Regions from separate parts of the Homo sapiens genome. Here region 1 is linked to region 2. Evidence: read pairs that join two places in POLR2A ChIA-PET (ENCODE). Cell type or tissue: GM12878. All regions are shown on one strand. Links, peaks and the distances in the headings refer to the core of each region. The heading gives the core; the rest is flanking DNA.

The links. ChIA-PET counts read pairs that join two places held together with the same protein. Peaks named below come from ENCODE experiments on the same cell type or tissue, not always from the same donor. Only the 100,000 strongest peaks of a DNase experiment are listed, where the experiment ranks them.
Region 1: POLR2A ChIA-PET joins it to region 2 with 20 read pairs; 10 of 35 experiments call an interaction of 5 or more read pairs at or near these places.

What each region holds. Positions count from the first base shown.
Region 1 is chr5:157,160,143-157,175,308 of GRCh38, forward strand. GARIN3 (golgi associated RAB2 interactor family member 3) reads right to left here and starts at 6,122. Exons shown (of 2, transcript NM_130899.3): 1 at 5,421-6,122; 2 at 1,704-3,516. The coding sequence starts at 6,026. The coding sequence ends at 2,305. RefSeq lists enhancers at 12,105-12,214, 12,255-12,534. In GM12878, for the core only: no CTCF peak of the experiment used is centred there; a DNase peak (open chromatin) is centred at 7,239.
Region 2 is chr5:157,208,175-157,223,340 of GRCh38, forward strand. ITK (IL2 inducible T cell kinase) reads left to right here. Exons shown (of 17, transcript NM_005546.4): 2 at 715-819; 3 at 3,113-3,194; 4 at 6,017-6,145; 5 at 9,693-9,733; 6 at 14,689-14,840. Among named protein-coding and RNA genes, the nearest start is that of ITK, 35 kb to the left of the region's middle. RefSeq lists enhancers at 8,492-8,551, 8,592-8,671, 11,692-11,741, 14,504-14,563. In GM12878, for the core only: no CTCF peak of the experiment used is centred there; DNase peaks (open chromatin) are centred at 6,440, 7,157, 11,540 and 11,800; H3K4me3 peaks cover 646 bases; H3K27ac peaks cover 1,288 bases.

The DNA.
Region 1 (15,166 bases), core at 3,534-11,533, 48 kb before region 2:
TTCCAGCCACCCACTAGAGCAACTGAGAAGGGATTCCCCTGATACTGACAAGCCACCGCTCCTCCCAGAATACGTCGCTTCTCACCTCCTCCATCTTGGCTACACATATTTGGTGTTCAGAAAAGGTCCCTAAGTTTTGCCGGAAACCCAACTTCTGTCCTCCAAGGTACTGCTGCTGCAGAGAATGAGCAAAGACTTGCAAGGCTGGGCAGGTGCTCCCCTCCTGGACTTACATGGCTCCCAGAATCATTTTTCTCAAATCCAAATTTTATTATTTGGTGTTAATAATTTAATGTTTTCCATGGACTCATTTTACAGGTTTTTTAAAAACGGAAAGACAATTTTTTTTTACAGTAAAGGTTTTTAAAATTTATAATCCCATTTCTAATGTAGTGTGATTTTTTTATTCTGGGAATTAACTTGCACACGAACACATAATTTACATCATGTTAGTACACAGCATTTTGGACTATTTTACTTCTTAATATATTTAAACATTTTTCCGTGTTTCTGAATACTTTTTATGTCACTTAGAATTTTTATTTCATGCTTATTGAAAGATCTTTCAGACTTAGATATTCTGTCATAAATCTGTCATGTGTATGTGTAAAAAGGAAAACATTGGTGAAATAAATTGATTAGGGCATTTCTAAGGCAGTGATAGTGACATGCAATTGACACCTTGCTGACAGATTTAAAAACAATCCTGATTTCAGAGATATTAAAATAAAGATACAGTAACAACACCCCATGAATACAACCTCTTCTTTAAGAAATAGAATAATCACTATTCTGTTGAAACTCCTTGTGTGTGCCCCTCAGATCAGACATCTCTCCCTTTATCCTATAGATAGTCACTATCCTTAATTTTGTGATTATCATTTCCTTGTTTTTCTCTATACTTTTAGCAAATATATATCCCATTGTTGAATCTTATTTTTGAGCTGTTCTACAAATTGAACTATATCATATATATTTTTGTGACTTGCTTTTAGTATCCCACATTATGTAAGATTTATCCATGCCAGCCACACATGGTGGCTCATGCCTGTGATCCCAGCACTTTGGGAGGCCGAGGAGGACGGATTGCTTGAGGTCAAGAATTCGAGACCAGCCTGGCCAACATGGCAAAACCTTGTCTCTAGTAAAAATACAAAAATTTAGCTGGGCATGGTGGTGCATGCCTGTAATCCCAGCTACTCCGGAGGTTGAGGCATGAGAATTACTGGAGCCTGGGCAGCCAAGGTTGCAGTGAGCCAAGATTATCCCACTGCACTCCAGCCTGGGCAACAAACTGAGACTCTGTCTCAAAAAAATAAAAAATAAACATTTATCAATGCTAACATGTATAGCTGCTATTCATTTTCACTATTGTAGATTATGCACTGTAGTCCATTCCACAATTTATTAACTCTCCTGTTTGATGAACATTTGGGCAATTTCCAGGGTTTTGCTATTACAACTTGTTTTACTGTAAACATTCTCCTAGTTGTCTACTGGTAAGCATATGTGAGAATTTCTCCACTGTCTACACCTTGGAGGAAGACTTGTTAAGATTAGATCAAGAGTCAGCACACATTTTCTTAAAGGCCCAGATAATATTTTAGATTCTGTGGGCCATATGGTCTCCATTGCCACTACTCAGAGCTGTCATTTTTAGCGTGAAAGCAGCCATAGGCAATATGCAAAGGAAAGTCTGTGACTATGTTCCAATAAAACTTTATTTACAAATCCAGGCAGCTGGTAAGATTTGGACCTCAGAACATGATTTGCCAATTCCTGATCTAGAAGAATAGATTTCCTATTCTAATTGCCTACAAATACTGCTGTATTGCTCCTTCCTACCCTGAATATCCCCTGAGGGGATGTGAATCCTGTCTCTGCATAGGCTAAGAACTGGACTGAATGTCCATGTTCAGGGGCATTCAGGGAAAAGAGGAGAATGGGCGAGGGGACATGGTGGTGGCCATGCATCCCAGCTCTTAGTCTGTGGCTTTGACAGTCTCGGGGAAGCAAAAGGGATTGAGGCAAAGCTGAACACTCACGTTGGCTCTGCTGGCCGTGGGCGGGTGGTGGAGCTCTACTTGCCTGGAGGCTGGGGTCTCCAGCTGTAGCATAGCCACCATCACAGAAGCCACTGTGAGGTCACCACCAGGCTATGGGCAGAAAAATTCAAGCAGGAGATTGTATTTCTTTTGGAGTTGTACGATTTCCTTTATTATTTGAACTGCAGTAAAGAAAGCTGGGATGGGCTCCTCTAGGGATACTTCCAGATCCCTGGGCGGTTGTAGCCCTGGCTCCTCTTTAAATGGATTTGGTTTCAAAGACGATCATCTCCGTCTTCTCGGATGTCATAGTGCCACTGATCATCTCCAGCTCCTGGCCACCCTGGGCTTTCTCCACTTTGGCCTCTATGTTTTGCTTCTCCACCATCTTAGCCACGATATCTACCTCTCTGTCATGTGATGTGACCCTTGTTTTTGAACCAGGAGTGGCCCTGAGGCTCCTTAAAAAAGAGCTGATCTTACTGGCTTTCTTTTGTAAAGCTCCTGTGCTAGATGCAGATTGGTTCTTCCCCAGTTCCTGAGTTGTTCTCGACTCCTTTTTGGTGGAGCTGTGGGTGGAGCTCTTGCGAGAGGAGCCATGTCGCTTGCCCCTTACGTTGCTGTACCCTTTTTCTTTTTTGTCATCTCTCGTGTTTTTATGGCCAGATGCGGACCGGTGGGAAGACGCTTTCTGATTCTTGTCCCCCGCTCTCCTGCGGTGACTTTCACCTGCCTTGCGGTGATGAGAACTTTTCCTACTGGGATGTCTGTCCTTCTTTTCTCTTCTTTCCTTGTTTTCATTCCAGACTTCAGCACTGGGCTGGGAAACTTTCTGGCTTCCATCTCGTTCACTCATGTAGCCTTCGCTTTGCAAGGTGGAGATGAGGGGTCCCACTGCTGGTCCTTCAGTTCTTTCTGCTGCACACTTGCTGGTCGTAATACTGCCTGCAAACGCCGCACTCAAGCTGCTGTCTTGGGAGAGACTGGCGGCCCCCGCCATCGAGGTGGAAGTACCTTCCAAGGAGGTGCTTGCAGCACCCACCAAGGCCAAGCTAATACCCTCTGAGGATATGTTGGCAGCACCTGCCATGGACTTGCTGGATTCATTTTCTCCTGGATTTTTGATAGCTGCTCCCGCCAGCGCTGTGGTCACTTGACCTGGGCCTGCAGATTTGGTTGTTGCTATGCTCATAGCACCTGTTGCAGGACTCATTGCTGCCCCTGCTATTGCCACATCTGTTCTAGGTCCTGTTGCTGTTCCTGCCACTGCCATGCCACCTGCTGTCCTTGCTGCTCCTCCTTCAGCAGCCCCTGGAGTGCTCGTGGATGGAGAAGCCGCACTAGCCGTTCCGTGGGAGGCATGTTGGATTCCCTCTCCCCCAGCATAAGCAGAAGAGGTGGCTGCAGATACATCACAAGGCTTGTAGAGCCCAGTCTCACTCTGATCCCCTTCTCTGTGGAGCTCTGCAGCCTATACCAAGGGGAAGAGAAACAGATGAGATTGAGATGACTGAAAGGGAGATCAGAACTTTCTACTCCTCTCTTATCCTGGAGTTAATTCAAGGGCTTATAATTAGAAGAACCTGGGTCGGGTGTGGTGGCTCACGCCTGTAATCCCAACACTTTGGGAGGCCAAGGAGGGCAGATCGCTTGAGGCCAGGAGTTCAAGACCAGCCTTGCCAACATAGCAAAACCCCGACTCTACTAAAAATACAAAAAATTAGCTGGACAGGATGGCGCATGCCTGTAATCCCAGCTACTCAGTAGGCTGAGGTAGGAGTATCGCTTGAACTCAGAAGGCAGAGGCTGCAGTGAGCCAAGACTGCGCCACTCCACTGCACTCCAGCCTAGGCAACAGAGTGAGACACTGTTTAAAAAAAAGAAAGAAAGAAAGAAAGAAAAAAGAAAAAAGGAAGGAGAAGGAGAACCTCTAAAATCATTAAGTCTAAGTCTTTTGTCTTTTTTTTTTTTTTTTTTTTTGAGACAGAGTCTTGCTCTGTCGCCCAGGCTAGAGTGCAGTGGCACGATCTTGGCTCACTGCAATCTCCGCCTCCCAGGTTCAAGGGATTCTCCTGCCTTAGCCTCTTGAATAGCTGGGACTACAGGCGCCCACCACCATACCTGGCTAATTTTTTTGTATATTTAGTAGAGATGAGGTTTCACCATGTTGGCCAGGCTGGTGTCGATCTCCTGACCTCTGGTGAGCCGCCTTCCTTGGCCTCTCAAAGTGCTGGGTTAACAAGCATGAGCCACCGCACCCGGCCTAAGCCTAAGTCTTGCTCTCATTTCTTGCCAAGTTCCATCTACAGCACCCCTTCAATGGTCACTCAGTTTTGGTTGAGCAATTCCAGTACCAGAGAAAGTACTGATACAATTCCTCATCCTTGGACATTGTATTTTACACACTTATTTTTACGTGCTCTGCAGGACAGATTTCCAGAAGTGGGATTGCACAGTCAAGGGATACACTCACTTTACATTTTGGTGACTACTACGATTGTGCACGTGCATACACACACACAGGGTGTGCTGATTGACACAGAAATCAGTGCCTGGTAGTCACAGGGAGACAGACTGTGACTCAAATCGAAGAAAGACTTCTTCATTGTTAAAAATATGGCACAGCACTTTAGTGGATGATAGTGAAACCTCATCTCCACTAAAAAAAAAAAAATTATAAAAATTAGTTGGACGTGGTGGCAGGTGCCTGTAATCCCAGCTACTCAGAGGCTGAGGCAGGAGAATCTCTTGAACCCAGGAGGCAGAGGTTGCATTGAGCCGAGATCGTGCCATTGCACTCCAGCCTGGGAGATAAGAGCGAAACTCTGTCTCAAAAAAAAATTGCACAAAAATCTGTACAGTCTCCAGTTGCACATTGGAGACTCAGAAGGGTTGGAGGGGGTGAGGGATGGGAAATTACTTAGTGGGTACAATGTATATTATTCAGATGATGGTTACACTAAAAGCCCAGACTTCACCAGTATGCAATATAGTCACACACACAAAGCTACACCTACACCCCTTAAATTTATACAAATAAAAGTTCCACAACAAATCAGACCACCTGGGTTGGGGTATTAAGTGTTCAAGAAAAGACTGACGATCAGGATGGTGTAGAAAGGATTTCAACCCTGGGTGTGAGACCAGAGTAGCTGATACCTAAGGTCTCTGAAATTCAGCCTTATGGGACACACAAGCCCTCCCACCTCCCAGTGTGGTAAGTCCCCTAGTAGTGGCTCATTTGGTCCTGAGCCCTTGCACATGCAATACTTTTTCCAGGTGGGCCTCAGAAGGCACCAAAGGCTTTGTAGGACTGGCTTTGAACTGCTCCCCCAAAGAACCTGCCCCATGTTCTCGAGCCTTTGAGAGGCTTACCACTAGGCTTTTGTTGTCTTCGGGTGGTGCGTCCCCAGATAGAAGTGTTGGGGTACTGCAGTAACTCTCTACTGGTGGCCTCAGGAGATAGACAAGTTTTTCCCAATAGCAAAAGAGATCTTCCCGTGTGTCAGAAGAGGGACACAACTGCAGATAAAAAGTACGGCCAGTGGCGAGTTTCAGGCGCAGCTGCTGTTTCTCATGATCGTGGATGGAGATCTTCACAAATTTCAAGGGAAGCAGTCTCGTGAGCTCTAGAGTCTTGACGGGCCTGCGACCTCTCCCCTTGGCAAACCGGCCCCATCTGACATGCTGTTCACAGATTTTAGTTGGTTGGGCCAGAACCATGACGTCAGGCAGTGGGAGGATGGGGCTGGTGCAGACGATGCCCACTGTCACCATTCGGACACGGTTGTGTACATCAATCACCTCTCCCTTTTTGTTTATCTGAATAAAATTACTCTCGAACATTGGTGCATACTTGAAAATGTTGTACTCTCCTCTGTTGTACAATTGTCGTTGCAGGTCCCCCATGGAGGTTTTGAACGCACTCATTGAAGAGTAGCTGTGGGCTGTGTAATAAGGTAAACAAGATTCATTGCTCATGGTTCTCTTCGTTTAAGACAGCTCCACCAGCCACAAATAGAGTCCCCGAGAGAGAGACGGAGAGAAGGTAACTGCCCATCTCCCTACAGGACTTCTGCCTAAATCTCCTGGCACCACCACATTTATCCCCTGCAGTCCTTTGTGACCTGTGCGCATCTCACACCCCTTTGTCCTAGCCTCCATGTAGCTATCCCCTCTGGTCAGTGTCACCAGCCTCCCCCACAAAACAAATCAATGCCTCCACAGGGGAGAGGCTGACCCTGCCTGGGGTGTAGGTGTGGGTAGGCTGGGTGTTCTTTTCAATCAAAATGCTGGGACACATAATTTATGAACCATTCTGCTTTTATAAATATCTGGGTTGTTTCCAGTTTTGCTGTTGTTACAGTTACCCCTTCAAGGATCATCTTCTTGCAAAAATTTTTTTGCTTGGGCTGAATTACTTCCTGGGGGTAAAATCCTGGGTGTGTATGGTGTGCTTGCTAAGGGCAGGGGTGCTGTCTAGATGCTGATCTCTGTGTCTCCAGTGTGTAGGTAGCACAGTGCCAGCAGGCACTCAGGGATAGGTGTTGAATGAATGGTCTGAAGGGACTCCTGCTCCCCATCAGAACTACAGAACCAGGGTTCCATCTGTGTGCTGATTTTCAGGATATGGAGGATTTTCTCACCTAGTCTCTCATTTGAAGCAGTTAATTTTTTTTTTTTAATGGAGTTTCACTCTTGTCACCCAGGCTGGAGTGCAGTGGTGCAATCTCTGCTCACTGCAACCTCTGCCATCCAGGTTTAAGTGATCCTCCTGCCTCACCCTCCCAAGTAGCTGGGATTACAGGTGCCCACCACCACACCCAGCCAATTTTTGTATTTTTAGTAGAGTCAAGGGTTTTTCACCATGTTAGCCAGGCTAGTCTCGAACTCCCGACCTCAGGTGATCCACCCTCCTCAGCCTCTCAAAGTGCTGGGATTACAGGTGTGAGCTACCCCACCCGGCCGGAAGCAGGTTTATTTTTTAAAACATCATTTTAAAGTGAGAAAACCAAGGCTCAGGATTGTCTTACTTGAGGTCAGAGTCCAAAGCTGGATTCTAGGTCAGAGCTTTTTCTCTTCCTCAAGCTGCATGGCTCACTGATAATCTCATTCTGCATCAGAGCTAGTGTCATTGGTAGTTAGTGATGTGTGTGGGGATTTACTGGGAACCACAGGAATTCTTGGAGGTCTTGAATCACCGTAGGATTTCCCACACTGATATGTCTGCTGCTTCAGTCTTGATGCCTGCTTGATAAACCACTGACGTTCCGTTTCTTTTTAAAGCTCTTCTGAGAAATGGTGGCAAAGACATCTTTCTGGAGTTTTTGTTTTGTTTTGTTTTACTTTGCTCAAGGTGAAGAATCCAAATTCCCCCTCCCCCAGCTAGAGAAATACTTCTGAAATAAACATACATTCCGCCAAACTCAATCATTACCATGTGGAGGTCTTGAAATAAACTTCAACCACAAAATGTTATTTTTGTATCCCCCAGTGCCAACTGCAGTGCCTGGCACATTGCAGCTTCGCAGTAAATATAAACTTGCTTGTGCCCATTGAGATTCATTCTTCCATTTATTTATTCAAAAAAGTTTAATGAGCAAGTATTTTGTTTGGGACCAGCTAGAAAGTGGAAATGCAAAGATAAAGTTTCCTATCTCTGAAAAGCTGAAATATTTTTTCTAAAGATATTGAATGACTTTTTGGGGAAAAAAAAGAAAAAACAAAGTGGCATATATTCTGTTATAAGGGAATCATAACTAAAAGTCAACACAATTATGTTAAAAAGTAAGAAGTTGGAGCTATATATAGATGTAGCCATATATTCTTCTCATATGTTCATTTCTGATGAATAATTAATAATGACAGAACTATAATTGTATGATTGAGAACCTGCTATAAGCCAGGCATGCTGTTGCCACCATACATTCTTCTAAACATTTTAATTCTGGCTGGGTGCGTTGGCTCACATCTGTAATCTCAGCACTTTCAGAGGCCAAGGCAGGAGGATCACTTGAGACCACGAGGGAGAGATCAATCTGGGTAAAACATCACAAGACCTTCAGCTCTACAAAAAATAAAAAATATTAGCTATACATGGTGGCATGTACTCAAGAGGCTGAGACCTGTCTCTAAAAAAATAAATAAATAAAAATTTTGATCCTTACAACAAGCCTAAAATGTATAGGTCTCTCCGCATTGCGCCCCCAGCCCTCTTTTTTTTGAGAGTCTCGCTGTGTAGCCCAGGCTGGAGTGCAGTGGCAGCATCTCAGCTCACTGCAGCCTCCACCTCCCAGGCTCAAGCGATACTCCCACCTCAGCCTTCCCAGTAGCTGGGACCAGAAGCACAGCACCACCACATGCCTGGCTTTTTTGTAGAGATAGGGTCTCACCATGTTGGCCAGGCTGGTTTTTTAACTTCTGGCCTCAAGTGATCTGCCTACCTCAGCATTCCAGAATGCTGGGATTACATGCGTAAGCCACCACACCAGGTCAGGTTTCTATTTTATAGAGGGAAAATGAAGGCTCAAAAAAATTACAGGCAGATTGGACACAGTGGCTCACTCCTCTAATTGCAGCATTTTGGGAGGCCAAGGTGGGAGGATTGCTTGAGCTCAGGCGCTCAAGACCAGCCTGGCCAACATGGCAAAATCCCATCTCTACTAAAAATACAACAAAAAAAATTAGCTGGACATGATGGCACATGCCTGTAGTCCCAGCTACTTGGGGGAGCTGAGGCAGGAGGATCGCTTGAGCCCCAGAGGTGGAGGCTGCAGTGAGCCAAAACTGCACCACTGCACTCCAGCCTAGGTGACAAAGTGAGACCCTGTCTCAAAAACAACAACAAAAAAAGAAGTTACAAGAAATTTCAGCAAGGTCACATAAGACCAAAAGCACACCGACATCCCAAAATATGGCAATGGTTAAACTATACTAGACTGACTAGACTGGTGACACTAATAGGACAGATAGAATACAAACATACAAATGCAAAGCAGCATAAATTTATCCATTCACTCCATTAATATAATTAATTGTTTACTTTGTGCCAGACCCTGTTTTAGGTGCAGGAATATAGCAATGGACAAAATAGACAAATGTTCTTGGTCTCATGGAGCTGGTATACAGACAGTAAACAAGTAATTTTTTTCCTGGTACCTGTGTGCTCAATGATAAACCAATAAATTGAATGGCATCTCCAATGCTGGTAAGTGCTGCAGAAAAGTAGGCAAGCAGGATGAGAGTGTGTGTAGGGGAGGGGAAGGTGGTGGTTAAAGAATGCTCAATGAGAAAGGTGTTGCTGTTGTTGTTTTTGTTGTTTAAGAGATGGGGTCTTGCTCTGTCATGTTGCGGGAAGTCAGGGACCCCGAACGGAGGGACCGGCTGAAGCCATGGCAGAAGAACATAAATTGTGATGATTTCATGGACATTTATTAGTTCCCCAAATTAATACTTTTATAATTTCTTATGCCTGTCTTTACTGCAGTCGCTGAACATAAATTGTGAAGATTTCATGGACACTTATCACTTCCCCAATCAATACCCTTGTGATTTCCTGTGCCTGTCTTTACTTTAATCTCTGAATCCCGTCATCTTTGTAAGCTGAGGAGGAGGTATGTTGCCTCAGGACCCTGTGATGATTGTGTTAACTGCACAAATTGTTTGTAGAGCATGTGTGTTTGAACAATACGAAATCTGGGCACCTTGAAAAAAGAACAGGATAACGGCAATGTTCAGGGAACAAGAGAGATAACCTTAAACTCTGACTGCCGGTGAGCCAGGCGGAACAGAGCCATATTTCTCTTCTTTCAAAAGCAAATGGGAGAAATAGGGCTGAATTCTTTTTCTCAGCAAGGAACATCCCTGAGAAAGAGAATGTGTCCCTGAGGGTAGGCCTCTGAAAGAGCCGCTTTGGGGGTGGCTGTCTTTTACAGTCGCAGCTGTAGGGATGAAATAAGCCCCAGTCTCCCGTAGCACCCCCAGGCTTATTGGGACGAGGAAATTCCTGCCTAATAAATTTTGGTCAGACCGGTTGTCTGCTCTCAAACCCTGTCTCCTGATAAGATGTTATCAATGACAATGCGTGCCCGAAACTTCATTAGCAATTTTAATTTCGCCCTGGTCCTGTGGTCCTGTGATCTCACCCTGCCTCCATTTACCTTGTGATATCTTATTACCTTGTGAAGCATGTGATCTCTATGACCCACACCCTATTCATACACTCCCTCCCCTTTTGAAAATCACTAATAAAAACTTGCTGGTTTTATGGCTCAGGGATGTCACGGAACCTGCCAACATGTGATGTCTCCCCCGGACACCCAGCTTTAAAATTTCTCTCTTTTGTACTCTGTCCCTTTATTTCTCAGACTGGCCAACACTTAGGGAAAATAGAAAAGAACCTATGTGACTATCGGGGGCAGGTTCCCCCAACACTGTCACCCAGGCTAGAGTGCAGTGATGTGGTCACAGCTCATTGCAGACTCAAAACTCTTGGGCTCAAGTGATCCTCCTGCCTCATCCTCCCAAGTGGCTGGAACTACAGGTGCACCACACCATACCCTGTTAGTTTTTAAATTTTTCTGCAGAGGCAGGGTCTTGCTATGTTGCCTAGGCTAGTCTCAACCTCCTGGCCTCAAGCGATCCTCCCACCTCAAATCTTCCAAAGCATTGGAATTACAGGAGTGAGCCACTGTGATTGGCCCAGAAGTGACCTTTGAGCAAAGACATAAAGGAGATCAGAGAAGAAGCCATGAAGATGTCTGGGGAAAGAGCTTCTCAGTCAGAGGAAGCAGCAAGGGCCAAGACCCTGATATGAGAGCATGCCTGGTATGTTTAAGGAGCTCCAAGCAAGCTACAGTGATGAAAGTAGAGTGAATTAGGAGGAGGGTCGTTGGAGATGAGGCTGAGAGGCAACTGGGGTGGTGGTGGATGAGCAGATCATGTTGGATAGACCTTGTAGCGCTCTGAGAGGTCTTTGGCTTTGCTCTGAATGGTGGATGATCCAAACCATAAATATAGAAGATGATTCTGGTCACCATATTAAAAAGAGATTGTAGAAGTGCAGGGAAGACAGTAGTAGAGACGGGGCAACTCCTGCAAGAGATGATTTGGGGTAAGACGTGTGTGATAGCAGTGAGAGTAATGAGAAGTGCTCAGCCACCATGCATACTTTGAGGCAACTATTAGGTATGCTGATTTGAACAATTTCCAATAAATATTAGCAAGTAAAAAAGCAAGTTGCTTGGCCTGAGATACTGGGCACACAAAAAAGTATGTCGCAAAATAGCATATGTGGTACATCATATGTTATTTAATGAGAAATTTAAAGTGTGCGTATGTGTGCGTATGAGTGTGTGTGTGTGTGTGTGTGTGTGTTTGAAAGGAACTGGTAGTAGGAGCTACCTTGGGTCAACTTGCTCTCTCAGGGAAGTAGCAAGATGGAGACTTCATTTCTAGGACATTCCCTTCACAGAGTAAGACTTTCATCAGTCATGGATAGCCTTCTTAGGGTGTTGAAAATGTTCTAAAAATTAAATTGAGAGGGCTGTACAACTCTGTGAATATATACCAAACATTACCAAACTATACACTTTCAATGGATGAATTTTATGGTCAATGAAACATATCTCAATAAAGTTATTGAAGATAATAGCAACACGTCAGTCTTGACTTATAGATCCAATCCCATTGTCTTCCATCATTCTCTTAGATAATTAAATAATCCCTGGGCAGGCATGTTAAACAAGGCTTTAATATGACATCAGAAGTACATATTGCCTGCTTTACTTGATTTTTATTTACAAGTTTTGGGTAATGTTTCTTGATGAGGAATGTGGTAGAGCATGGATAAGCTAGAATCCAAATTTTAGAGAGCTTACAATCAGTAGAACACACACTGAAAAAACAGAAGAAAACAGGAGGGCAAGTAAATACACAGTAGAGTGATAACAAATTGGTTGAATGAACGGTGACTCTAATACCCTTTACCATTATATTCAAAACCAACAATAATTGTTTCTTAAGAAGAAAAACAATCAAAATCACAATTCTAAGGATAGTTTTGCATACATTTTAAGTGAGCCTAAGGTTGAAGAGCTGTGAAGAGTGATAACACAAAACAGTATATACAAGGCACAGTATATGCAGACATACAAGATTATAGAAGGCTGAAGTCTAAACGTGCATTGTGGGAAGTGGTTTCAAGTCAATAACTTTTATTCTTCATCTATGATTTTGAAAAGCAAGGGAAGTAGACAGCTATATATAGCCTTTTCAATGAGTGTGCAGCCCAGGGGAGCATTGTGAGCTAGGCAGGATGTGAGGGTGGGGAGATTTCCATACCATACACAGCATGTACAGGCTGGGTAAATCCCCTGGCCTAAAATACAATCCACAGTGCTTTTATGTCAATGTTGCTCAGCAGAGGTGGCGTGGGCTGAGCTGCGGTCAGCCTGGGGCACCTAGGACTTCAGGAAGCCAACCTGATTTCTGCCTTATCTTCTGGCTCTGAAAAGACTACAGTCACCTAACTCTTCCCCTGAGGACCATATGCAAATCAGCCTGCCTCTCTGCCTTGGGTTGAAAAGGAAAATGAACTGGTATACATACAAAAAAGAAGTCAGACAGGGGATCAAAATAATTTTATTTCTCAACATGATGATCCAACTAGCACCGCCTGTCTTCCCCCTCCTATCTCTCATCCTGTCTTGCTTCTTTCCTGCTCCCTGCTCAGCATATTTGGCCCCACTACCAAGCGGAATCCTTCCCTGCTCACACAGGCTTAGGACAACTTCACTGTCTCCACTCCCTGTTTTGCTCTGTTTACAAATCATGAGATGTCCTGCCTCCGTTTACATATTATTTATTTAATGTTACATTGAAGAAACTTGCAGCTAAATTCACACACACAGACACACTCGCACCATAATAAAACACTTAACATTAAAAATAAAGATCAGGCTGGGCGCGGTCACTGACACCTGTAATCCCAGCACTTTGGGAGGCGGAGCCGGGTGGATCACTTGAGGCCAGGAGTTCGAGACCAACGAGGGCAACATGGTGAAACTCCATCTCTAATAAAAATACAAAAATTAGCTGGGTGTGGTGGTGCGCACCTGTAATCCCAGCTATCTGGGGGCCAAGGCACGATAATCACTTGAACCTGGGAGGCGGAGGTTGCAGTGAGCCGAGATCACGCCACTGCACTCCAGCCTGGGTGACAGATCGAGACTCTGTCTCAAAAAAAAAAGATCAGAAACTGTCTACAGGTAGAAGGAGGTAACTGATCCAGTAGCTGGGATAAAATGATTATTCTAAGTAAATATTAAATTTAACTCTGAAAAAATACTGGAAGAATGTAAAATAAATATTAACATTGATTATTTCTGAAGGATGAGATTAGATGTAATTTTTATTTATTTGCTGGTCTGCTCTTTCCACCAAGAATATATTTTACTTTTGTTACCAGAAATATATATTTCAAAAAATTAGCTCTAAGTTTACTAGCCATTTCAGTCATTATTGTCTTCTACGAATCAAACCAATGATTTTTGACAAATGACATATTTTTCTTTTATTTTAAATTGGAAAGTAAAAAATCCTTCCATTTTAACATCTTTTAAATTATGTAAATTAAAAAGCAAAACATTTCTTTACCTTTCCAGTTTTATATGCTGGAATTTTGATATACAAACTTCCTGCTATCACCATGTACATTTAAACATACATTAATATAAACACAAAATATACCTGGAAAAGGTATAGAACAATATGTATGGCTTGTATGTAAAAACAAAACATAAAAACATACAAGCCAAACATATTGTTCTGCACCTTTTCCATGTTAACAATATATCCTGAAGTTTTTTAGGTTGATACATTATGAATATACATTATTGGTTTCCATAACCTTGTAGTGTTCCATTGTAAGGATGCACCATAGATTATTTTACTTGTCTCTCATTGATGCACAGAGAAGTAGTTTCCATTACAAAAAAATACTGCAATAGCCAGGCGCGGTGGCTCACCCCTGTAATCCCAGCACTTCGGGAGGCCGAGGCAGGCGGATCACGAGGTCATGAGATCAAAACCATCCTGGCTAAAGCGGTGAAACCCCGTCTCTACTAAAAATACAAAAAATTAGCTGGGCATGATGGCACATGCCTGTAATCCCAGCTACTCAGGAGGCTGAGGCAGGAGAATCACTTGAATCTGGGAGGCGGAGGTTGCAGTGAGCCACGATCACACCACTGCACTCCAGCCTGGCGACAGAGCAAGACTCCGTCTCAAAAAAAGAAAAAAAAAAAACACTGCAATAAATATCTTGTACAGATACCTCTCTGTGCTCACGCTATTTTTCCCCCTTAGAATTGATAGCTCTAGCAAACGTAAGGTGTTGTTGTTGTTGTTGTTTTCAGAAGAAAGAAGTTATGTAGGTGCCAAAATATTCTGGATATGATTCTTAAATGGATATTAATAAACCTAATTAAGTTTGGATGGGAACCACAAGGAAATTAAAGGGCTTCAAAGCCACATCCAAAGAGGACAATTGAAGGATGTCTTTGGCCTGGACACAAGAGGGCCCTGGAGTTATCCAAAGGGCAAGTCCTCGGACTAGAGAAGGTTGGAGTTGTAGGACTTCAAAAGATAAAGCAACAAAGATGGGTTTTAGGTAACAGTAAGAGAGCAATCATTTATCTGATCCAGCAGCCATTCCCCTACCTCTAGTGGCAACACTCTAGTGTTCCTCAGAGAACCATCCCTCCCCCATCTGTGGATGGGTAGGTCCATGTGGCTGGGTAGGGCTGACTCCACCCCACTCCCAGATCCAGGAGTGTGTCCAGGCCTGGAAAGGGTCAAATGAATATTCCATTGTCTTGGCTCTAATGATTGAGGTACCTGCGAGCATATCATGTGAGCTAGGCCAATGACTCAAAATTCTGGGACTTTTACTAGAACTATAAGGAAAGAGATCTAGCTCCACTGGTAAGATGTTAGCCCAGCAGCCATTTTGCTGCCATGGAGGACAGCTTGCCCATGCATGAAACCAGCTCAGAACTAAAGAATGAAAACCAAAACCTCTGATGTCGTCGTTAAATACCAGCGGACCCAGCAGTGCCAGG
Region 2 (15,166 bases), core at 3,841-11,840:
ATCCCCTGAGATCCATTCTCCAAGCACAAGGATCCTTAGAAATAGGTAACATGTAACATCATTATAAATCACAAATACCATCATGTGAATTAGTTATCAGGGAAATACAGCTAGCAAGTTTCCAAGGAAATGAGACACAGGCCCAGTAGTATTTGATGGGGAGGTTGGGGAGGACATGGAGAAGGGATAGTTATAGATCAGAGTCAGGAATGTCCTTTGGGAGTGTCATTGTGGGACTGCGGATAATTAAAGGACATGGAGAAGCCAGAGGCAGAAAAAAAAAGGTGCCACTAAGGGTATGCACCACAATCCAGGTCGGGTCCGAGCTCAATTACTATGCTAATATGGTCATGGATAGACACAGAGAAGAGAAAATTGTCATATGTGTGTCCATGGATTTCTCTACGCATCTCAGCTACAAGTTCTGCCAATGCTGCCATTTGTCACAAGGGCAGTGGGGTACATGACCCCGTGTCTCACTGAGTGGAAACCTGTCACCAAGAAGAAGACTCTAAAGGCATGTGTCCCCAGGAGTCTGCTCAGAGTGTTTATCCCACACTTAGGGCCAGGAGGCAGTTTTGGATATTTGGTTTGGAGGGTTGGAATAGGTTTAAAAAGCCAATGGATCTTATCTAGCAGTAGATTTCTGGAGCAATCTGGACAAAAATATTGTCTTCTTTCTTACATGAATGGGATGTTCTTCTCTCCCCACAGAAGAAGCGCACGCTGAAGGGGTCCATTGAGCTCTCCCGAATCAAATGTGTTGAGATTGTGAAAAGTGACATCAGCATCCCATGCCACTATAAATACCCGTTTCAGGTAAGTCCATCAGGTGGGTAGTTCCCCATTCCCTGGACTGTGGTTAAAATCTTCAGTCACAGCCGGGTGCAGTGGTTCAAGCCTGTAATCCTAGCACTTTGGGAGGTTGAGGCAGGCAGATCACGAGGTCAGGAGTTCAAGACCAGCCTGGCCAACATGAAACCCCATCTCTACTAAAAATACAAAAAATTAGCTGGGCGTACTGGCGGGCGCCTGTTATCCCAGCTACTCGGGAGGCTGAGACAGGAGAATTGTTTGAACCCAGGAGGCAGAGTTTTCAGTGAGCCAAGATCGTGCCATTCACTCCAGCCCAGGCAACAGAGTGAGACTCCGTCAAAAAAAAAAAAAAAAAATCCTCAGTCACTGTGAGAGAGGGTGGACACGGATGACTCTCTGCCTCTCTGCTCCAAGGTTAGGACTTAGACAAATCCCATTAGGAAACGTATGTGTTCCTTCCATCAGTGACATTTATTTGTTAATTCTTTCACTTATTGAACAAAAATTAAGCACAAAATCTTGAAAAGGTGGTTATTCCTTATACCCCTTTCCCTCATGTCTTCTCTTCCTCAAGGAAAGTCCTAATTAGTGAAGGAAGAAATAAAGCTGCTATCAGCGGCCTGAAACCTAATGTGCTTTAAGTGCAGTTTACTCATGATTTGAGGCAACATATTGCAATTGCTGGGTATGAATTGCTTGGAGATTCTGAGGCAAAAAGATTCAGATTTTATAATCTGAGGACTATCTGGAATCGCACTGTCTAGTACAGTAGCCACTAGCCACACATGGATGTTCACATTTAAATGTATTAAACGATATTAAAAATTCAGCTTCTTAGTCACATTGGGCACATTTCACATGTTCAATAGCAGGACATGGCTGGCAGCTACTGTACTGAAACAGCACTGGTTATAGAATGTTCCTATCACTGCAGAAATTTTTTTTTTTTTTTTGAGACAGAGTCTCACTCTGTCACCCAGGCTGGAGTGCAGTGGCGCAATCCCGGCTCACTGCAACCTCCACCTCCCTGGTTCAAGTGATTCTCCTGCCTCAGCCTACTGAATAGCTGGGACTACGGGCGTGTGCCAACACTCCCGGCTAATTTTTGTATTTTTAGTAGAGATGGGGTTTCACCATGTTGGTCAGACTAGTCTCAAACTCCTGACCTCGTGATCGACCCGCCTCGGCCTCCCAAAGTTCTACTGAACAGAGCTGGTGGAGGGTATCTTTAAAGTCCTTGTATATGAATCTTGGCACTTCTGGCTTCAAAGGCATGGATATCTCCTTGCACATCCCAGGGTACCATTCCTGCTTGCCAACCTGAGGGATGAACATATTTTTAACATGGCATAGAAAAGAACTTTTTTTCTACTAGAAAAGTGACCCTCATGAGTTGGAATTTTGAGGACTGAAAATAAAAGGAATAGCATGTATTTTTCAGTTGTTCAAAATCTCAATGATAATGAGTGCCTAAAAGAGAGGTGAAATATAAAGAAGACTGCAGTTTAGTTAACAGTATTGTACCAATGACAATCTCTTGGTTTTTTTTTTTTTTAATTTTTTTTTATTATACTTTAAGTTTTAGGGTACATGTGCACATTGTGCAGGTTAGTTACATATGTATACATGTGCCGTGCTGGTGCGCTGCACCCACTAACTCGTCATCTAGCATTGGGTATATCTCCCAATGCTATCCCTCCCCCCTCCCCCCACCCCACCACAGTCCCCAGAGTGTGATATTCCCCTTCCTGTGTCCATGTGATCTCATTGTTCAATTCCCACCTATGAGTGAGTTTTGAAAGATGTGTTGTGGTTACGTAAGATGTCATCAGTGGAGAAAAGTAGGTGAAAAGTACACAGGAACTCTGTACTATTTCTGGAACTTCTTGTGAGTCTTAAACTATTTCAAAATAAGAAGTTTTCAAAACTCTCATTGCACATTTGTCATATAATATCTTTCTCTTCCATGTGCCAGAAATATTTTTTTAATCACTAAAAACTTAAGATGAGAAATAAATGTGGTTTCTAGTCAAGAGGAGAACTTTCTCCTGCTGTCTTAGTTTAGTGATTGCTCTCTTGGGGCATGGAATCTGAGACGAGCAGCTGAAACTGCTTACCCTGTGTTTTTGTAGCACCCAAACACCTGGATAAAAAGGATACTGGCCCCCTAATTACCCAAATGTTTGCCTATATGACGATAAACACCCGAGACCCCACTCTCGGCTCAGTAGGTCTGCTGTCAGTCAACTATCTCCATGCACGCTGCTCACCTTGAACTCTGTGTGTGTGTCTCCAGGTGGTGCATGACAACTACCTCCTATATGTGTTTGCTCCAGATCGTGAGAGCCGGCAGCGCTGGGTGCTGGCCCTTAAAGAAGGTAATTAAACTCCTTTGCCATTGAATCACTGACACTCTTGATCCTATAGTAGGGTTGGGTTCCACAATAGAATAGAGTGTGGTGTGAGAGCAGCTGATGGCTGATTTCTCTTTTGGGGTTGGTGGAAGTTCCCAAGTTTTCATCCTGGGCCCAGGAAGCAATAACTGGTATCATTCAGGGATTGACCAAATCCAGCCTGCTGTCTGTTCTTGTCAGGCTCTGAGCAATATTTGTATATAACTCATTTCAAATAGTTTAATAAGTACCTACATAAGATGCTTGATTTTGTCTCATGGTCAGTAAAACCTAAAATATTTACTGTCTGGCCTTTTAAGAACAAATTTGCCAACTCCTCGTATAGTATGAAGAAGCAGAGCATAGGCCCTCATGTGAGATGACCTGGGTTTAAATCCCAGTCTGTCACTTGCTATGTACACTTGGGCGAGTTCCTTAATTGCCTGTGCTTCAGTTTCCCATCTGTTTAAAAGGAAGAAAAGGAAGGGATAACAGCACCTGCCTTTGGAGCTGATGTGAGCAAAGTCCTAGAAACTAGGTTGGCCCATAGACAGCATGCAATAAATATCAGCTAGCTTTCAAGCTTTTCAGACCATTGGTAAGGGTATTTCTTAAGCCTTACCTTCCTGATGGCACAGTTAGAGGCAGCAGTGTTTAAGCACATGGGATGTGGAGCCAGGCATGAAGGTGAAAATCCCAGCTCTGCCAATGATTAGCATGTGACCCTGGGTAAGTTCCTTGACCTTCGTGTGTCTCTATAAATTTTGACTAAAAACAGTCATGGAGCTGTTGTGAGAATTGAATGATTGAGGACTTAGAAAAATACCCATCCCAAAGAAAGCCCTGGATCAATGTTACCATTATTGTTCTTTAGCCTGAAGCACTGGATGTGTCAGAAGATCTGGGTTCAAATACTAATCTGCCTCTACGAAGCTGTGAGGACCAAGGATAAGCAAACTATTTGTTATCTCTGGAGCTGCAATTCCTCTATCTGAAAAAAATGAGAATAGAAATACAAGTTGTATCTTATCCCGAGGTTGTTGTGAGCCTTAAATCGGTTATGAGCAGACAAGTGCTGGGTGAATGGGGAAGTGCTCTCCGTTCTTACAGTCTTGGGACATACAGCAAACACAAAAGTAAGAAGTAATCAAAATGGGCTGGGCGCAGTGGCTGACACTTGTAATCCCAGCACTTTGGGCAGCCAAGGTGGGAGGATCACTTGAGCTCAGGAGTTCAAGGCTACAGTGAGCCATGCTCATGCCACTGCACTTCAGCCTGAGCAACATAGTGAGATCTCATCTCTACTAAAAATAAAAACATTAGGCAGGCATGGTGGCACATGCCTGTGCTCCCAGCTACCCGGGAGGCTGAGGTGGGAGAATCACCTGAGCCTGGGAGGTCAAGGCTGCAGTGAGCCAAGTGAGCCGAGCCTGGGTCACAGAGCAAGACCCTGTTCTTACCCCACCAAAAAAAAAAGAAGAAAAAAAAGGAATCAAAAGGGCCCCAGCTATGGTCATTGGCCATTTGCCCTCTGTGAAGGGATTTTATACACAGGGTGTTAAAACTGGAAGGAATATTAGAGATTAGATATCTAGTTCTGTGGTTGGTTCATTTATTTATTTATTCATTGAGACAGTGTATTAGTCCATTTTCACACTGCTATAAAGATATGCCCGAGAGTGGGTAATGTATAATGAAAAGAGGTTTAATTGACTCACAGTTCTGTATGGCTGGGAGGCCTCAGGAAACTTACAATCATGGTGGAAGGTGAAGGGGAGGCAATCACCTTATTCACAAGGTGGCAGGACAGAGAATGACAGAAGGAGGAACTTGCCAAATACTTATAAAACCATCAGGTCTCATGAGAACTCACGTATTATCACAAGAACAGCATGGGGGAAAATATCCCCGTGATCCAATTACCACCACCTGGTCTCTCCCTCAACACGCAGGAATCATGGAGATTACAATTCAAGATGAGATTTGGGTGGGGACACAGAGCCAAACGATATCAGACAGGGTCTCACTCTGTTACCCAGGCTGGAGTGCAGTAGCACAAGCATGGCTCACTGCAGCCTCGACCTATTGGGCTCAAGTGATCCTCCCACTTCAGCCTCCTGAGTAGCTGGGACTACAGGTGCATGACACCATGCCCAGCTAACTTTTTTCTTTTTTTTTGGTAGAAAAGGGGTCTCGCTATGTTGCCTAGGCTAATCTAGAACTCCTGGACTCAAGTGATCCTCTTGCCTCGGCCTACGAAAGTACTGGGATTACAAGCATGAGCCACTACACCCAACTCTGTTCTGTGCCTTATGTATGTATTTGTTTCAGTAGCAGACCCCCCTTTTTTTTCCAACCAAAATCTTACTTCAAAGCCACAAACCTAGAAGGGAGAAAACCAAAGTGGCTGTGGTTAAAGGTAGGAGAGGTGGGGGGTGGTAATTCCACCTTCTCAACCTTCTCATTACCCTTAAGGCACCTTTGTAGAGCCCAGTGTTTAACAATCTCATTGCATAGTGGGGGAAACTGAGGCTCAGATAAGGGTTTGCCCAACTTAAGAACACATAACTAATGCAAGGCAGAGCCAGACGCAAGCCTAGATGTGCTGATGCCTAAATGTAACATGAACTACCCCAGTAAATAGCACAGTGCATTTATGCGCTCAGATCAACCCATGCTTCTGAGTGGTCTGGGCAATACTCATTCAGGCTCACTCAGCCAGGTCTAATCTCGAGGTGTTATAAAATTGGTAGCCCTTGATAGACTGACCTGGAAATAACTCTTCTGTTGGTGCCAACCTGTTTCAGAAACGAGGAATAATAACAGTTTGGTGCCTAAATATCATCCTAATTTCTGGATGGATGGGAAGTGGAGGTGCTGTTCTCAGCTGGAGAAGCTTGCAACAGGCTGTGCCCAATATGATCCAACCAAGAATGGTAAGAGACTGGGAATTCCCTCTAGTTTTTGTGAAATGACCATAAAAAAGTAAAAGCTTTTGGCCTTTAATCATTGAGGGTGTCAGGAACAGAATGCAAAATTCTACATTTTCAGAATTTTCCAAGAGGAATCATCTGTCTTTCCTACCAGCCTGTTGGTGCTTCCATCTCAAAGCTGATGTCTACAGCTCCTAACCACTTGAAGTGTGCTCTTTGGACCAGCAGCATCAACATCTCCTAGGAGTTAGTTAGAAATGCAAATGATCTGGCCCCACTCATGACCTACTAGATCAGAATTTTCATTTTAACAAGATCCCAGGAGACTTATGTGCACAGTACAGTTTGAGGAGCCCTGCTATAACCTGCATTTGAATGGCATGGTCTATTTAAATCTTAATTAAAGAGGCAGCCTTAAGAGATATAAAATATTTATGTCTTACAGTGACATCATGTCACACATAAATTTAATTACACAAATTCAACTCTATACCCTTAAAGGTGAGAGGAATTTTTTTTCTTTTACATTTTACTCTGTGATTTCTCCTTGCCTCCTCTTCAAACTTGCCCTTGACCTCCACAGTCTCAGAGAGGAGAAGGCCGCAGTCTAAATGCAAAGTGAAAACAAAAAAAGCTGTTTTTTTGCCTTTGACAGTAAAGGCTCAGGTCCAGGGGATTGGGCTGCAACTGGATTTTATTGATGACTTTGGAACCTTAACCTCCAGTCGAGTACAACTCCACTCGAATGCATTTCACATTTATTATGCTCTTGTTCCTCTCAACCATCTGGGGTACATGGCGTGATGTTAAGGGAATGGGCTGCCTTGAGCAATTCAGTATGCTCCGGGTCACACCGCTGGAAGTGCTCTGCAAATCCATTGTCGAATAGGAATAATGGCCCATGTGGATTGTTTTCCTTCCATTTTCCTCTCTTCTCAACCTCTTTTGCCATAGTTTCCCTTTCTCATTTATTCTTTTGTGCGCTAAAACTTAATACTGAAAATTGGCAACCCAAGGCGGATGTAACACATGGCTAGGTTTTCTGTGGCTTCCTGATTCATAGGCCCTCTCATTGCCACTTTAAAAACCACCACTTTTCACCCTGCACCTTGGGGAAAAAAGCTCTTAGACATAATCGATCCCTGGGCCCAGAAGAACAATACTTAACAAGTTTTAGAAATTGGTAACTATTCAAGTGATCCTACACATTAGTCCTGTTTACCATATTCATGCGGGCCAATATTTAATAAAAATGAAATGGAAAGTTTTCTCTGGATAGGATCCACCATAATAACAGAACGGCATGGGCTTACCTCTGTGAGTGAAAGCCCTTTCCAAAGTCAGTGATCTGGTCTCCAAATTTCTGCCAATGCCTTGCTGTGGGCCCTCAGATGAGTCACGTGGCCATCAAGGGCCCCAATGTCCTCATCTCAAAAATGGCAGGGAGTTCTGAGGGGCTTAGGATGAAATAATACCTAAGCCCTTTTCCAATTCTGAAATTCTTTGACTTGGTATTTCCATTTTGTAATTTTCACCATGCATGCTGCAGCTATTCCTCTTCGGGGCGCAAGTATTTCCCTCCTCCAAGTGATACACATGTGACTGAGGTGCTAGGGACATCTGAATGACTCACCAGAATGCCAGTGGGGGAGGACTGGTCATGCTGAGCTGTTCCCCATGTGAAACCAGGGCCTGAGCACTCTTGGGGTCCTGCTGTGGTTGTCATGCAGTCACTGTGCTAATGGTTTTGCTTTTGCATTGCAACCCATTGCCATATCCTCCTCTGAGCATCTCCTCACTCTACCCTCTTCTGATTTGGTTAAATAACTTCATGGATCTGAGTTTTGCACAGTTGAGAGCAGAGTTTTCAAGAAGCACACTGCACTGTGAACGCAGCTTATGGTCATCACCCTGGATGAAGGCTCACAGGATTCCTGGTACCGAGCACATTGGCAGTGCGGGTCTATGAGCACTGGGCTTTGGATAATCCCTCTGAGCCTCTAAGAGCATTTTCTCACCTGCAATATGGGGATAATGATAATAGATAGCTATGTGTAAGGCTGGGAGATTCAATGGTGTTGTGGAAAGCAGTACAGCTGCCAACATTTACAGAGTTCTTGATAAATGGTAATTGTGTCTACTTGTCTTCCTTATTGGTGGATGAAAGAATCTGAGGCTGAGATATAGCCTCAGAACTTGTATGGGTCTGGGAAGCAGCAGAAGTGGATGAGTAAAAACAGACCCAGCCACACCCAACCCATAGTAACACCCATTTCTGCAACCAGAACTGGCCCTGATCTCCCCACTGTGGGGAGGGAAAGGAAGGAAGGGAAAAGCAAGGCCAGAGGACGAAGAAAGAGAGACCAGTCATAGAATGTCCAGGGCTGGAAGTGGCCAAGGCTCACAGCTAGTATTGGTGAAGCCAGAGTTAGAACACCAGTCTCCCAGCTCCAAGTTGAGTTCTAAATAGGAACCATACTTCCTATTACAGGGGTTTTCCTTCTTCTGTGGTCATTGTATACCCAGGTCACTATCCCAGCCTACTCTTTCTTGGCAAGTCTGCACGGGACTGGGCTCCAGTGTCAATGTGTGACTCTCCTCTACCACATCCCTGATGTGAGCTGTCCAACTTCAAGTCAACCTCATACAGAAATGAGGAACTCATCGTCTACCTATGCAGCCCATTCTCTTCCCATCTCTCGTTATTAAGGACGTCTTTGTATTAGCCTGAAGTCTGTGCAGTGCCTCCCGTACCACAGAGAGCCCCAGACACAGCCACACACCTTTGATTCATTGAGTCCAGGAATGGCCTTTGCAGAGCTACAAAGGAGAAATAGTGAGAGATGCATATGAAGAGATGAGAGGAAGGAGAGAGAGAAAGAGAAAGAGAGAGGAGAAGAGAAGAGAAAGGAGGAAAGAGGGAAGAGAGAGGAGAGCTAAACAGACGGAGACATGGAAACAGAGATAAGCAGAAAGACAAAGACAGAGAGATGCTGGGGTTGGTATAGTTTGAAAGAGGCAGAAAGAACACATATTCAGATGCCTTAAGGCAACTAAAAGTGGATCCCAGCCCACTCAAAAAGCAGCACAATGACCTCCCACCTCAGCCACCCCCTCCTCAAGCCCACAACCATATCAGGAAGCTAGTGAGTCACTGTCCCCCTGAGTCACCAATTCCCACTCCTGAGCTTAGCAGGTGGCAGAGACATTCCCGGAAGTCTCTATGCCTACAGGGAAGGGTGCAAGTCTAACCCCACTGGCAGGCTTTTCCTGGGAATACAGAAAGAGAGGGCCCCCGAATATGGACTTCTGGAAGCTTCTGGTGTGTACTAGAAAAGGGAATCAGAAACCAGCAGGCCCAAGGAGATAAAAGACAGCTTCTGACAAGGCCAAGTCAGGTTTCACTGTGTCTTATTGCTCCTTCTGGCCCCCTTTCTTCTGTTGTTTTCCCTGGGCCCTTTTTCTCAGAAAAACCCCCTGGCTGCTCACTTCCGGTTGGGTCCATTAGTTTTCATGCTCATTTTTTCTTTTCCTGTTTTTCTCTTTTCAGCTTCAAAGAAGCCTCTTCCTCCTACTCCTGAAGACAACAGGGTGAGTGAGAGCGCTAGCTCCGGGTGCAGGTGGGCCCACAGGCTACCTGATTGGCATGTTCCTATTTGCATGTCCCCCTCTCCCCATAGTTTTCAAACCCTGGCTGCATGCAGCAGGCTGTCATGATTCAGCAGAACTCAACACATTGGGTATTTTTGGGCTTGAACTCTCTTGGGGGGTCTGTCCACTTAAAGGACCATTCAGCTGCTAAATCTCCATCTCACTTTATTTATTCAACAAATACTGATATCAAATTGGGTGGCCATTCACCTGACCACTTTGGAGTATAGTAGCAGCTCACTCTACATAAAAGTGTGTCTGGCATGGTGGCTCACGTCTGTAATCCCAGCACTTTGGGAGGCCAAAGTGGGAGGATCGCTTGAGCCCAGGAGTTCGAGACCAGCCTGGACAACAAAGTGAGACCCCCATCTCTAGAAAAAATTTTTAAAAATTAGCTGGTGTGGTGGTGCACACCTGTAGTCACAGCTACTTAGCAAGCTGAGGTGGGAGGATCACTTACTCCCAGGAGGTCGAGACTGCAGTGAGCCATGACTGTGTGCCACTGCACTTCAACCCGGGTGACAGAGCAAGACCCCGTCTCCAGAAAAAAAAAAAAAAAAACAAGGTGCACATCTACTCTTCGCAAGCATTTTGGAGACATACATTTGTTGATATTTTATATATTTCAAAGCACTTCCACCCCTTTATTATCTATTTTAAAACTTACTATCCGTTCTATCCACTTCAGAGGGTTTTAGTTTTATTCTCATTGTAAAGCTTGGGAAATCAAATCCCAAGACAGGTCTTGAGGCTTTTCCAAGGCCATTCAGCAACTTAGTAGGATGCAAGGTTTCTGGCGTGGTGGTCTTTAACTCGAGTGGTGGTTCTCAAAGTATAGTCCATGGACCAGAAGCATCTGCATCACCTGGGAGCATGTTAGAAATACAAATTCTTAGGCCCCACCCCCAGACCTGCTGTGTCCAAAACGCTGGGGGAGGGGCCCAGGAATCTGCATTTTAATAAGCCTCCTCACTGATCTATAATATACTGACTTACAAGTCTTAGATGGCATAGTACCTACTCTAGGGCAGCTTATTTTGTTAAGGAGATGAAAAAAAAAAGATGGGGGAAAGGATCATGACCTTTAGGTAGGGAATATGACCCTGACCTTATGATAATATTAACACCAATATCCACTTTTCTTTCTTTTTTTTTTTTTTTTGAGATAGAGTCTTGCTCTTGTCACCCAGGCTGGAGTGCAATGGCGTGATCTCGGCTCACTGCAACCTCCGCCTCCCAGGTTCAAGCGATTCTCCTGCCTCAGCCTCCTGAGTAGCTGGGATTACAGGCGCTCACCATCATGCCCGGCTAATTTTTGTATTTTTAATAGAGACCGACTTTTACCATGTTGGCCAGGCAGGTCTTGAACTCCTGTCCTCAGGCGATCAACCCACTTCAACCTCCCAAAGTGCTGGAATTACAGGCGTGAGCCACTGTGCCTGACCAATACCCACATTTGAGTACTCGCTCTTCATTCCAGAGCAAGTTCTTTAACAAGAGCTTTCAGATTCCATTTCCTCATGCTTCTTCCTGAAGAATGAGCTCTGCCTTTTTTCCCTTCAGCCAAAATGGTGACATTTCAAAACTGGCAGCGTCCCCATAAAGGAAGCTCTAAATCCTCAAAGCCCCAGCCTGGTGTTTAGATCTGTCATCAGCCTACTCCCTCACAACATGAGAGAAATGTACTGAAACTGTAGCAGAGAATGAGCTCTCTCTCCTTTTCTTTCACTGACCTTCTGCAGACTATTTCACCATCCCCTTTGAAGGCCTGGTTCGGAACCCTACTGCCCTCCCTTGCAGACGGTTCCCTCAACAGTCCCGCCTAAACCCACACCTCCCATCTTAAGTGAGGCTGCTCTTGTGTCTTTATTTTTGGTATCAATGAAGGTGAAAGCCAGAAAACACTGCTGGTCCTTCTCTCCCTACACTCTGCCATTTGGCTTTTCAGCCTTCTTGGAGGAGCATCGTGGATACTGTTTTGAGTGTTCTGACCACAAAGGTTTTGGAATCATTGTTCTAGTTTCAACCGCATGTCTAAATCCAATGCAACGGTTCTCTTGTCTGAGCCACTTGAAATCATTTCTCTCCTCACCTTCTTGTTCTGCTGCCTGAGTGGTAATGACATCTCGGGTTGTCATACAGAGAAACTGTTTTTAATCCAGTCTGAGCCAACAGGTCTCATGCTCTATGTGAGAAACACTGTGAGCAGGGCCAGTCCTCCGGGGACTGGCCAGTCCTCTGGGGGTTGGGGGATGGCTATTTTGGTTCAAGATGTAAAATATCCATGGTCAGAGTGAAGGACAATCCTAGGCCTCTTTTGCCTATGGATACAAACAAGGTCGTATATCACATTGAAGTACAAATTCCGATTCCTCTTGGCCCCCTGCATCCATGGGAACTCAAGTCTTCCTCTTACAGTCCCTCCCAGTCAACCCAGGGCTTGCTGAGGGGCCACTAGAATGTGTCTGCATGTGTCCTTTCTTGCTGGCTGCCTACTAAGGCACCCTATCCCTGCCACTGCTACCTGGGCTCTCTGTGAGGGCCCCTCAGCCCCGTGGAGCTCTTCCCACCTGGGGCCAGCAGAGGTCCTGGGGGGTCAGGTTGTGCTGAGGCCTGCAGCAGAGTGGTCAGGAGGCAGGATCCTCATTCCTTTCATGCCTCACCACATCATGGAGGCTCCCAAACAACCCTTCCTGAGCCCACAGACTCAGTTTCTCCAAATGCCATCCCTTGATTTTCTCACTCAAATCTAATGGTTCCCAACCTTATCAAACTCAATCCTGCCTTTTAATGACAGATATTTTGTAAGGTTCCTTTTGTTATCCTGAAAAGAAATTTATAACTAATATAACATATATATACACAATTTTTTAAAATTAAAGTACTTAATTAAAATTTTTTGTTGCTTTGAGACAGGGTGTCACTCTGTTGCCCAGGCTGGAATGCAGTGGTGCAATCATAGCTCACTGCACCATCTGTCTCTTGGGCTCAAGCCATCCTCCCTCCTCAGCCTCCGCAGTTGCTGGGACTACAGGCACTTGCCACCACACCTGGCTAACTTTTGTATTAAACATACTTTTTAAAAAGAATCAACAAATGTTCTAACTGTAATATTTAAAAAGGAAAGAAAAATAATATATATAACAAAATATGTGTTTCTATATAAATATTGGGACATGACTGCACTGGAAGACAGAATGAAATAGTCGAATTCTTGCACTGGCAGGTAGGATCCATTGGATTTGGCATCTCGAATGCAACTGATACAAAATGTGGTATTGGGACTCAACTACAGCATTACCACCAGTGATATAATTTTCCAAAATGATGAACAACTCTTAGTAAACTTCTGAACCAAAGCATAGTCTTCCCTCAAAGTACAAGGTAGTTGCATTCTTGGGAAATCCAGTACTTTGGATAGGGTACAGCTAGGATCTAGGCTCAGGATGTTCTTATATAATTACTGTATAAGCTGGTTTCTCACCACATGAATGTTTACCAGGATATTCGAAAGTTGTGGGGAATGTGGGACTCTACAGAGCATTTTGCATTAAAGGCCTATAGCATACCTCAAACTGTGATGTTCAAAATAACCCCCATATTCCAAGCTTGCATGATTATTAGAAAAAAAAATACATGTCCAGTGTGCCCCTACAGAAAGGTACTATCATAATTTGAGGGCCCTGCTCTGACCTTTCTCTTCACAGCTATTAACCAATGAGTTGACCTGCAGTGGGATGAATGCCATAGCTCTGTTTCTTCTTCAAACATCCTTGAACACTATTCCTCCCTCCATAAGCTCTTAGAGCAAAAGCCTCAGGCCATCCACTCTTGTCCATAGCACCCCATTTACACATCCTCACAAGCTCCACAAATATCTAGATTTCAAATTCCAATCTGCAGCCGGGCACAGTGGCTCATTCCTGTACTCCCAGCACTTTGGGAGGCCGAGGCAGGAGGGTCACTTGAGCCCAGGAGTTTGAGACCAGTCTGGGCAACATAGTGAGACCCTGTCTCTCTTAAAAAAAAAAATCCGATCTGGGCTCAGCTGAGATGACATACTACATCAAAATGACGAGACTCTTTTTTCAGCTCCAGTATTTTTATGCCACTAAATGCTTCAATGTACTCAGAGAACTTGTGACTTCCTAACACTAAACCACATTCTAGTGAGGAACTTAATATTTCCCTACATTTACTCTCACAAAGTCTGCTAACCCATAGCAGGCGTGCCCATCCTGAACTCTGGCGACTATGCGCTTTGTGGTCTTTTCTTCATGTCCTCAATATGGACATGAAGAAAGGGACTGAGGAACAGAGACATCAGCAATAGAGCCTACAGGAGAAGGAAGGGAGACAGGTGCTAGAGTAGAGAGAGTCTTAGGGCTAATTCAAGTGGTAGATTGGCCAGGTCCATTTCTCCATCTGGGCCTCAGTTTCCTCATCCTAAATGAAAAAGTGTATTAAGTGATCTGTTAGAGGAATTCCAGCTCCAATAACCTATGATTCCGTAGATCTAGATAAACCCACAAATCATATTAGTAAAGCACAAACTGAAAGATTTCATGTTGACTGCATCTCCTTTGCCAAGGGCATGATGCATCCAGCAGAGAGGCTGCTGCATATAACATAGTGCAGATAGAGAAACCAGCAGACTTTTGTGAAAATCACGTGGCTGCTTGGAATTCACTGTGGTCAGAATTTACCTCATAGAATGAGCAATGTGATGAATTCCAAGCACTGATGTCTTTGTGTCATGTTCAGCGCTGTAACTCTAACTCATAAAGAAAGTCTACCAGAGGAAGGCAGACTGTCTCCCCAGACACCCCGATGAAAGGAGGCATTTTACCTCCTTTTTTATGTCTTTGCTTGGTTTTGTTGTCTCTCTTCCCCAGCGACCACTTTGGGAACCTGAAGAAACTGTGGTCATTGCCTTATATGACTACCAAACCAATGATCCTCAGGAACTCGCACTGCGGCGCAACGAAGAGTACTGCCTGCTGGACAGTTCTGAGATTCACTGGTGGAGAGTCCAGGACAGGAATGGGTAAGTCATCTTTGTGGCTGCTGTCCCCGTGTTTGAGGTGTGGTGCGAACAAATAAAATACCAGGATGATTTGTCCTATCTCCCACAGTGTAACCACAGCACTGAGGTGGGAGAAGAGAGCAGAGGCAGAAGGAAGAGGGAGGAAGAGGAAGTAGTTGAGGCTCATTTTTCCTCTTCTCAGAAGTGGCTCTGAGGCAGTCACTTGCTATGCTTGTTCCCTGCACCCCATCTCAGGCACTCCAGACCCAAACTCATCTAAAAAACCCCCTGGATTTTTCCACTGACATCTACAATTTGGGAGCTTGGCAATTTGTTCTGCAAAGTGC